Linked DNA regions of Homo sapiens: region 2 is linked to region 1. A link is a loop called in an ENCODE intact Hi-C map of the cell type or tissue named here. Cell type or tissue: gastrocnemius medialis. All regions are shown on one strand. Each heading gives the region's core, and the rest is flanking DNA. Links, peaks and the distances in the headings are about the cores only. Region 1 has its middle 54 kb from the start of SYNE2. Region 2 overlaps SYNE2 (spectrin repeat containing nuclear envelope protein 2).

What was found. Peaks named below come from ENCODE experiments on the same cell type or tissue, not always from the same donor. Only the 100,000 strongest peaks of a DNase experiment are listed, where the experiment ranks them.
Region 2: a loop joins it to region 1, with 13 times the contacts of the local background. A loop is called at or near these places in 1 of 110 quality-filtered maps.

What each region holds. Positions count from the first base shown.
Region 1 is chr14:63,796,750-63,802,129 of GRCh38, forward strand. It overlaps a transcript of SYNE2 not described here. Among named protein-coding and RNA genes, the nearest start is that of SYNE2, 54 kb to the right of the region's middle. In gastrocnemius medialis, for the core only: a CTCF peak has its summit at 3,055 (motif pointing right); no DNase peak of the experiment used is centred there; H3K4me3 peaks cover 1,003 bases.
Region 2 is chr14:63,872,351-63,877,730 of GRCh38, forward strand. All of the region lies in intron 1 of SYNE2 (spectrin repeat containing nuclear envelope protein 2), which reads left to right. Among named protein-coding and RNA genes, the nearest start is that of SYNE2, 22 kb to the left of the region's middle. In gastrocnemius medialis, for the core only: no CTCF peak of the experiment used is centred there; a DNase peak (open chromatin) is centred at 3,171; H3K27ac peaks cover 4,294 bases.

The DNA.
Region 1 (5,380 bases), core at 245-5,244:
GAGCACTATGATTACAGCTGTAAATTGGCATTATGCTCCAGCCTGGGCAACATAGCGAGACCCATTTTAAAAAAGAAATAGGCACTTTGGGAGGCCGAGGAAGGCAGATCACGAGGTCAGGAGTTGGAGACCAGCATGGCCAATATGGTGAAACCCTATCTCTACTAAAGATACAAAAAATTAGCCGGGTGTGGTGGCGTGCGCCTCTAGTCCCAGCTACTCGGGAGGCTGAGGCAGAAGAATCGCTTGAACCCAGGAGGTGGAGGTTGCAGTGAGCCAACCTCGTGCCACTGCACTCCAGCCTAGGTAACAGAGTAAGACTTCATCTCAAAAAAAAAAAAAAAAGAAAAGAAAAGAAAAGAAAAAGGAAAAGAAATAGGCTGGACGTGGTGGCTCATGCACTTTGAGAGGCTGAGGTGGGCAGATCACCTGAGGCCAGGAGTTTGAGACCAGCCTGGTCAACATGGTGAAACCCTGTAAAAATACAAAAAATTAGCTGGGCATGGTGGCGTGTGCCCGTAAAGCCAGCTACTAGGGAGGCTGAGGCAGGAGAATTGCTTGAACCCAGGAGGCGGAGGTTGCAGTGAGCCAAGATCACACCACTGCACTCCAGCTTGGGTGACAGAGTGAGACTCAGTCTCAAAAAAATAATAATAATAATTGAGATTTGGTCTCTGACTCTGCTACTTAACCATTTGATGTTGACAAGTTATTCAACTTGTTTGGAGCCTAATTTCTTATCTATAAAAACAGATGCAACCTGCTCACTGCAACCTCCACCTCTTGGGTTCAAGCAATTCTCCTGTCTCAGCCTTCTGAGTAGCTGGGATTACAGGCATGCGCCACCACACCCGGCTAATTTTTGTATTTTCAGTAGAGACGGGGTTTCGCCATGTTGGCCAGCCTGGTCTCGAACTCCTGACCACAAGTGATCCACCCGCCTTGGCCTCCCAAAGCGATGGGATTACAGGTGTGAGCCACCACGCCCAGCCAGATGTAATAATTTCTACACATCAGGATTGTATGTGTGAAACACAGTATGAATTAATGCATGCAAAATCTTAGCACAATACCTTGCTCATAGTAGACACTGAAGAAGTGAGAGATTTTTCTAGCCATCAGGATTCTTCTAAACATTAGAACCAGTCATGTATTCCACAGAGGGACAGGGCAATTTGCTAGGACTTCTTAGCAAAACTAAACTTGAAAAAGAACAAAGAACAATTCAGAACTTATTCAGTGGCTAGATATATTCAATATATTTGTTTTATTTGATCTAGGTTAGCATATTAAACACCTCTTTTCTTGCATCTATATTTTTTGAGGCAAGGTCTTGCTCTGTCACCCAGGATAAAGTGCAGCTCACTGCAGCCTCCATCTCCTGGGCTCAAGCAGTCATCCCATCTCAGCCTCCTAAGTATCTGTGACTATGGGTGCACACCACCACGCTCAGCTGTTTTTTTGGTTGTTTGTTTTTTCAACTAGAGATAAGGTCTCACTATGTTGCCCAGGATCGTCTCAAACTCCTAAACTCAAACAATCTTCCCACCCTGTCCTCCCAAAGTGCAAGAATTACAGGTGTGACCCTCTGCATCTAGCTTTCTTGCATACGTCTTATCTAGAAACCTTAACTTGTTTTTTTTTTTTTCTTTTTTTTTTTTGAGACAGTATTTCTCTCCTGTCTCCCAGGCTGGAATGCAGTGGTATGGTCTCGGCTCACTACAACCTCCGCCTCCTAGGCTCAAGCAACCCTCCTGCCTCAGCCTCTCGAGTAGCTAGTACTACAGGCATGTACCACCATACCCAGCTAATTTTTGTATTTTTAGTAGACACGGGGTTTCACCATGTTGGCCAGCCTAGTCTCAAACTCCTGACCTCAAGTGATCCACCTGCCTTGGTCTCCCAAAGTGCTGAGATTACAGGCATGAGCCACCACGCCTGGCCTGAAAACCTTACTTTAATCTCCTTCTCCTATTTTCTGGACTCTACCCTGGGGTCTAAGAGATATTATTTCACTATTATCTCCAAGCATGTTTAAGAGGTATGATTAGAGCAACACCCATCTGTATGGCTACTGTCAAAACAATTCATGAGAGTTCTAATGGAGGGAAAAAAGGTGGGTAGGAACAGGCCTTGTTCGCTTGTCCAAATGGGTTCTGTGGATGCCAGAGATGACCCGATATCCTGCTGAACAACTCTTCATGGGTCCCAGGGTCCTGCTCACACAAGTCACCAAGAACATTTTCTAAATATAGATGCTGGAAACCTTTTCTATCAATGGCACTGACCTGTATTTAGGAAACAAACACTTAAAGGACAAATGTGCTTTGTTTTGTTTTGTTTTTATGAGACAGACTTTCGCTCTGTCATCCAGCCTGGAGTGCAGTGGCGCAATCTCTGCTCACTGCAACCTCCACCTCCCGGGTTCAAGCAATTCTTCTGTCTCAGCCTCCCAAGTAGCTGGGATTACAGGCATGCACCACCATGCCTGGCTAATTTTCGTATTTTTAGTAGAGACGGGGTTTTGCCATGTTGGCCAGGCTGATCTTGAACTCCTGACCTCAAGTGATCTGCCCGCCTAAGTCTCTCAAAGTGCTGGGATTACAGGCATGAGCCACAGCACCCTGCCAATAAATGTTTTAAAACTTTTTTTTTTTTTTTTTTGGCCGGGCGCGGTGGCTCATGCCTATAATCCCAGCACTTTGGGAGGCTGAGGCAAGTGGATCACGAGGTCAGATCGAGACCATCCTGGGCAACACAGTGAAACCCCGTCTCTACTAAAAAAACAAAACAAAACAAAAAAATTTAGCCGGGCGTGGTGGCGGGCGCCTGTAGTCCCAGCTACTCTGGAGGTTGAGGCAGGAGAATGGCGTGAACCTGGGAGGCAGAGCTGGCAGTGAGCCACTGCACTCCAGCCTGGGCGACAGAGAGAGACTCTGTCTCAAAAACAAACAAACAAAAAAGACTTTTTGTTTTTCTAATTGACAAAAACAAAAATGTTTCGTTTATTTGGTAAATTACTCAAGTATTTCTTCCAGTAGATGTCAGTGTCGCACTTGAAAAATGAACTTTCACTTTTATAATATGAAAGTTAAATTCTTTTAGCCCTGGGATGGCATCTTTCTTTCGCTCTAATAGAAGATACTGCCAGATGATCCAGACTGATCTTATCCTCAGATAATTTCCTTCAACGGGACATCAGGAAGGAATTTGTTGTACAGAATTGAAGATTTGGCAAGAAGATCTAGACGCATCCAAAGTCTCCTAGAGAATGACACTTTTAAAATAAGAACTCTAGTTAAAAAACAAACAAACAAAAACTCTTAATTTTCCTGTTAGCCTGTTCATTTGAGGTTCTTTTGGTGAGCCCTTTAACTCTGTGACCTGTGTTATGTTTCCATCCTAGAACAAGCTTTCTTCTGAGGATGAAAGGCAATTAGTCTCTGATTTTCTTACAGAAAGTATAATAATAGGTTTTTTGGTTTTTTTTTTGAGACGGAGTCTCCTTCTGTTGCCCAGGCTGGAGTACAGTGGTGCTCCAGCTCACTGCAACCTCTGCCTCCCACGTTCAAGTGATTCTTCAGCCTCAGCCTCCTGAGTAGCTGGAATTACAGGCATCTGCCACCCAAAGTGGTGGGATCACAGGTGTGAGCCTCCCAAAGAGCTGGGATCTTTTGTATTTTTAGTACAGATGGGGTTTCTCTCTAATTTTGTATTTTAGTAGAGACTAGGTTTCACCATGTCTGCCAGGCTAGTCTCAAAACTCCTGACCTCAACTGATCCGCCTGCCTTGGCCTCTGAAAGTGCTGGGATTATAGGCATGAGCCACCGCACCCAGCCATAATAATACTTCAGTTCAAAAACTAGAATGTTTTGTAGCCATAAAAAAGAAAAAGATCATGTATTTTGTGGGAACATGGATGGAGCTGGAGGCCATTATTCCTAGCAAACTAATGCAGGAACAGAAAACCAAATACCACATTTTCTCACTTGTAAGTGGGAGCTAAATGATGAGAACTTATGAACACAAAGAAGGAAGCAGACACTGTGATCTACTTGAGGGTGGAATCTGGGAGGAGGGAGAGGAGCAGAAAAGATAAGCATTGGGTACTGGGCTTAATACCCGAGTGATGAAACAATCTGTACAACAAACCCCTGTGACATGAGTTTACCTATGTAACAAACCTTCACAGGGACCCCCAAACCTAAAAAGTTAAAAAATAAAATAAATGATAATGTTAAACATTTCTCTATTCAAGGAATTATGAAGATAAGTAAGCATATTCTTTTTCTTTCCCTGTTGTATTTATTAACAAAATAGAAATAAAAATCTCTTTAGAAAATTGTTTTTGAGCTCTATGCCTGAAGTTATATGGAAGTATAACAGATGGGAGCACAGTGGGATTCTTGCAGAGTGCCTGCCAGATATGACACATGCTACACAGAGAGCAGAAAGGGTTTCTTAATGCAGAGTCAAAAGGTTACTCATAAAAAAGACAACAAATACGGTGCAGTGTATACTGCTTGGGTGATGGGTGCACCAGATTCTCACAAATCTCCACTAAAGAACTTACTCATGTAACCAAATACCACCTGTACCCCAATAACTTACGGAGAAATAAAATTTAAAAAAAAAGATAAACTGGGCGTGGTGGCTCACGCCTGTAATCCCAGCACTTCAGAAGGCTGAGGCAGGCAGATCACCTGAGGTCGGGAGTTCGAGACCTCGAGACCAGCCTGACCAACATGGAGAAGCCCCATCTCTACTAAAAATACAAAATTAGCTGGGCATGGTGGCGCATGCCTGTAATCCCAGCTACTCAGGAGGCTGAGCCAGAAGAATCACTTGAACCCGGGAGGCAGAGGTTGTGGTGAGATTGCGCCATTGCACTCCAACCTGGGCAACAACAGTGAAACTCCATCTCGAAAAAAAAAGTAGTATAAAGAAATAAAACCCTAGAAATAGAAGAAAAGGATAATTCTATTTAAAATTTAGGTTAGCCTTAATTTATTCGTCTTAAGAAGGTCTTTTTAAACAATACATGAAAGGCAAAAGCAATAAAATACTGAAAATTTTTAATTCATCTAAATATAAAAACTTAAAAACATTTAAGTTTTTATAAGTATAAAGAAATAAAACCCTAGAAATAGAAGAAAAGGATAATTCTATTTAAAATTTAGGTTAACCTTAATTTATTCATCTTAAGAAGGTCTTTTTAAACAATACATGAAAGGCAAAAGCAATAAAATACTGAAAATTTTTAATTCATCTAAATATAAAAACTTAAAAACTTTTTTTATAAGTATAAAGAAATAATACCCTAAAAATAGAAGGAAAGGATAATTCTATGTTGTTGTTACTATTATTATTATTTGAGAT
Region 2 (5,380 bases), core at 318-5,317, 76 kb after region 1:
ACCTGGGAGGTGGAGGTTGCAGTGAGCCAAGATGGTTTGTCACTGCACTCCACACCCTGGTGACAAAGCGAGACACCATCTCAAAAAAAAAAAAGACAAGAAAAATCCAACAAGAGTCTAATTGGCTGGGCATGGTGGCTCACACCTATAATCCCAGCACTTTGGGAGGCCGAGGCGAGTGGATCACCTGAGGTCAGGAGTTTGAGACCAGCCTGGCCAATATGGTGAAATCCCATCTCTACTAAAAATACAAAAATTAGCCGCACGTGGTGGTGGTGACGGGTGCCTGTAATCCCGGTTACTTGGGAATCTGAGGCAGGAGAATCGCTTGAAACCGGGAGGCAGAGGCTGCAGTGGCCTAAGATCACACCACTGTACTCCAGCCTGGGCAACAGAGTGAGACTCTGCCTCAAAAAAAAAAAAAAAAAAAAGATGATATGTAATTAATATTACAGTTTTACTGTATGTTGCACATTCTTCTGCAAGTTGCTATCTTTCCTCTCAACTGTGAGATTCATCCGTCTTGGTATATATGTAACTCTGATTCATTGATTTTCATTGTTTAATATTCCATTGTATTAGTATGTCTCAGTTTATCCATTCACTTATTGGTTGATATTTAGTTTTTTATGTCTCCTTCTAGGACCCACCTGTTCACGTCTTTTGCTTATTTTCCTGTTGGGTTGTTTGTCTTTTTCGTTTTGATTTGTAGGTGTATTGTTTTTGTAGTTTTCTGGAAACAGTTACTCATTAACATGCACATAAACCACATAATGACAGCTTTGCCTTTCCGATATTATTGGAGCTACATATAGCTACTCATATTTGAAAATGGGTATACTCTAATCAGACTGATGTGAAGTACATAAGTAGAATTGTCTGAGTGTTAATATGCCAGTGACTGTAGATATAAACATATTTCTTTATTTAGAATGGATATGACTTACTTTTTTTTTTGATAAAGATTAATTTCCCCATATTTCCATAGTCATGCAGGTGAAGGTGTGGACTCTACAGTACTCTAAAGTGTGAGTACTTACCTTTTTTGTTTTTTGTTTTTTTTTAGATGGAGTCTAGCTCTGTTGCCCAGGCTGGAGTATAATGGCACGATCTCGGCTCACTGTAACCTCCGCCTCCCGGGTTCAAGCGATTCTTTTGCCTCAGCCTCCCAAGTAGCTGGGAGTACAGGCGCCCAACACCACGCCTAGCCAATTTTTGTATTATAGAGATGGGGTTTCACTGTGTTAACCAGAATGGTCTTGATCTCCTGACCTCGTGATCCACCTGCCTCGGCCTCCCAAAGTGCTGGGATTACAGGCGTGAGCCACTGCACCCGGCCAAGTACTTACCTTTGTAAGAAATCATAAGATTCTCATTTTTTTCTCCATTAACTACATAAAGCAGGACAATGGTTGGCACCATTGCTTCCTCACTGAACTGTGGATGGGTCTCAGCATGCAAAGGAAGTAGAAAGTGAATGGGAGGACGGCGGCTGTTGCTCAGAAGTTCCTTCCATAATTTGATTTATTAACACTATTTGGGTTGTTCATGGCTTGGTTTTCCCTCCCTTTTTCCTCCAGTGAACGGTGACTTGACAGAGGTACATAGGAGGCTACTTGTTCTCTTGTTGGCTGCTTGTATTTGCTTTCTGGAAGGTTATTGTTTTCAAGGATCTTAAGCACCTGGATTAGGACAGTTAAAAACCATTTGTTAGCTTGGAAAATGTCATCTTCCTCTTTATCCTGCTGTCCTGGCTGTGTGCTTCCTTCTCTCCCTTCCTGTATCTCTCTTCCTTACAGATTGCTTGCATTACGTATCTATGAGATGTCCGTCTGTCAGAGTGTTTAACGTGTTGTTCATTGTAGTTCTTTAAAACCTTCTTATAGTTGCACAAAAAGACGTAAACATTTAAAAATACTTTTGGTACTGGAGGTTGCCTTTTCCTGGAGCATTGCATCTGATTTCCTTGTTATTTGTAGACTAAATCCTACTGAACGCTGTGGCTCTCCCTGCCTGCCCTCTGCTCCACTGTCTCTGCTTCTCACCTCCTGGCTCTGCAGGCCTCTTTTGTTGTTGGGAGCTAACAAAGTACCATAATTTGCTAGATGTCGCAGGAAGATGACAGGCCAAGGGGTTCCAGGAAGGATATCTATGTAACCTGCCTGAGCTCTCTTATCTTTAAAATTGCCACTAACTAGCCTTGTCTCTCTTGGGAATAGCCAGAACTTTAGAGTTAAGAATGTTGTTCAAAAGAAAGATGTTTATTTTTAGAGGCAGAAAATATTTTGAGCCTATTTGCCATAACTGCTTTTTTTTAAGAAACAAAAACTAATGGACTTTACAAGTGGGTAACCTCAAAGGGAAAACAAAAATCTTGCAAGAAGATTTAGCAATGTTTAAAAGTTTGGAAAACAAGCTTCATTAAGTAACTTTTTATGTTTGCTTAGTCAAAATTAATATTACTATAATTATTCTGAAATTCTCTTTTTCCTTGCATTTCTTGCCAAATAACCTGATTTAATGACATAGAAAATAAAAAATGTCAAAGGGGAAAAGTATTTAAAGACATTTTGTTGTTGGTACAAAGGGTGTGGTGTTATCACTAGGAGACAAGCAGAGTTCTCAGAGATGGTGTCATCTAAATTAATTTTATCTTCTTCATGATCACATGGATAAAAAAATTCAAACCTCTGATTTTTTTTTTTTAAATGGGGTGTTGCTATGTTGTCCAGGCTGGAGTGCAGTGGCTACTCACAGGTGTGATCATGGTGCACTAAGCTTTAAACCATTGGGCTCAAGTGATCCTCCTGCCTCAGCCTCCCAAGTATCTGGGACTACAGGTGTGCATCACTTTGCCAAACTTTCAAGTCTTTGATTTTTAAGGAATCCTGATTTTATTTTAGCAGGATAATTTTTACTTTATGAGGCCCAGTTTCATGTAATAATGCAGCATGTGATATAGATAAAAATCAAAGACCAGAGCTAACAGAATGGCCCTTCCTTCTCATAGCATCTTTATGAACAGTTGTGAGTAAAGGTGATTCCCAAAACCCTTTACAGATACTAAGTTCTATTTAAAGATTCACAATAACAATGACAACATTTTAGGGCTCTCTTCCAACACCATCACTTCCTCCTTCTCCTGGGAAGTTAAGCTTGGGGTGGAGGAGGTGCAGTGGTATTCCTGGACTAGCACGCCCATGCTGTTGCCTGCGTTTGTGGAAACAGAGACCTTTATGGGACACTGAGCAAGGGGATTGGTGATGTAGAAATATGTTGTTGGAGACTAACAGAATAGAAAAAAAAAATGAAGTGAGTAACACTTGTCAACCTCAGCCAGTCATGGGGGGAAATACCTTCACATATTAAACAATAACAAATAAAATGTTTGAAATGCCGATATTTATAGTAAATTGCTTTTTCTGTCTTTTGGCACGAATCTTAAGAGGTACATTTGAGGGACAACAGTGTATGGGCCGAAGGGAGGCGTCACTGCCCAGGTGGAAGAGCCTGCTCTTGCCCTCTGCAGTTCTTCAAGGTTCCCAGACCGGTGACTTGATGCGAGAAACCCCAGGGCAGAAGGGAGACTGGCCAAAGTGCATGTTGCAAGGGGTGCATCTTAAAGACCCCTCTGATTGACTTGGCTGTACTCTAGGGAGGTCTGTGGACCAGGATCACCCCAGCGATTCCAGTTTAAACTATGATGGACCTGTTTTATGAAGGTACAGGTATGAGTTTGGTGACTATGGATTGAGCTAGTTGTTTAAAACTTATTTAATCGGCTGGACGTGGTGGCTCACACTTGTAATCCTAGCACTTTGGAAGGCTGAGATGGGAGGATTGCTTGAGCCAAGGGGTTTGAGACCAGCCTGGGCAACACAGCGAGACTCTATCTCTACAAAAAAAAAAAAAAAAAGTTAGCGGGGTGTGTTGGCACACGCCTGTAATTCCAGCTACTTGGGAGGCTGAGGTGGAGCCAGAAGTTCAAGGCTGTAGTAAGCTATGATCATACTGCTAAACTCCAGCCTGGGTGACAGAGCAAGACCCTGTCTCAAAAAACAAACAAAATCTTATTTAATTGCAGTAGTGGATACCATTATATTTTTTTTAATTAAAAAAAACAAGCAACAAGCAAATATGTTCCTTTTTTTTTTTGAGACCGAGTCTCGCTCTGTTGCCCAGGCTGGAGTGCAGTGGCGTGATTTCCGCTCACTGCAAGCTCCGCCTCCCAGGTTCATGCCATTCTCCTGCCTCAGGCTCCCGAGTAGCTGGGACTACAGGCGCCCACCACCACGCCCGGCTAATTTTTGTGTTTTTAGTAGAGACGGGGTTTCACCGTGTTAGCCAGGATGGTCTCGATCTCCTGACCTTGTGATCCGCCCACCTCAGCCTCCCAAAGTGCTGGGATTACAGGCATGAGCCACTGCGCCTGGCCCCCAAATATGTTTCTTTTAACTGCATTGCTAATCGTATCAAATAAACCGAGAGAATACAGTGAGTTGTTCAGAGCCTCCCAGTGAGTCAGGGAACAAATAAGACAGATCAGAAACCACTGTCCGTGGATACTCAGCCTGTTACTTAGTCCAACAGACCTGTTATTGAGGATTAACATCCACTCAGAGCCAGAAATAGACCAATTGAGACTAAATCAGTTTTGATTGTTGGTCTCTAAGGATGAAAGGATGAGGGATACATTAATTTGCTGGGCAATTGATTTTCCCTTGGGATAAGAGAGAAACAAGACCAAAATTGTCAGTCATCAAAAATGGCACAGCCACTTTCGTTAATAAATTATGTTTGGGTTTGGAAAACTTCCAGCCCTATAAATAGATTATGGGAAGCCTTCAGGGAGAGACAAAAAGGTGCACCATGACTGCTTTCATATAAAAAAAATAGCAGGCCCATTGAACTTGGAGAAAAAAATGAGAGGCCTATAACCTAGAACTTTGGTCAAAATAGGAACTATGATTCATAGCTAAAACTTTACTTTCTAAGTTTGTTACCACTCACTTCCAAGTTTAGGAGGAATAGGTCAAAAGTTTGGCAGGAGGATTTTTGGGAACAATTTGTACCAACAGGAGATTTCTGAGCAGTTCCATTTTTCCTGCTGAGAGGTGGTTAATTTGGTTACTTACATTCTCATATTTTGCCGTAGTAGAGATTAAGAAAACCACTGGAGTGGAAATGAGAACCATCTCTACATTTTAATACTGTGATTGAAATAGAATTATGGAATGCTTCTGAAGATCTACACTGTTGTAAAGTGACACCATTCTGATTTTCTGGGCTTCTCATAGGAATGTTGAAAGTCAGCAAGTGGAGCTTGATATTTAACAGTGGAGTTGGGGATCAAAGCGGCGTTATCTTTCATGAGTAGATG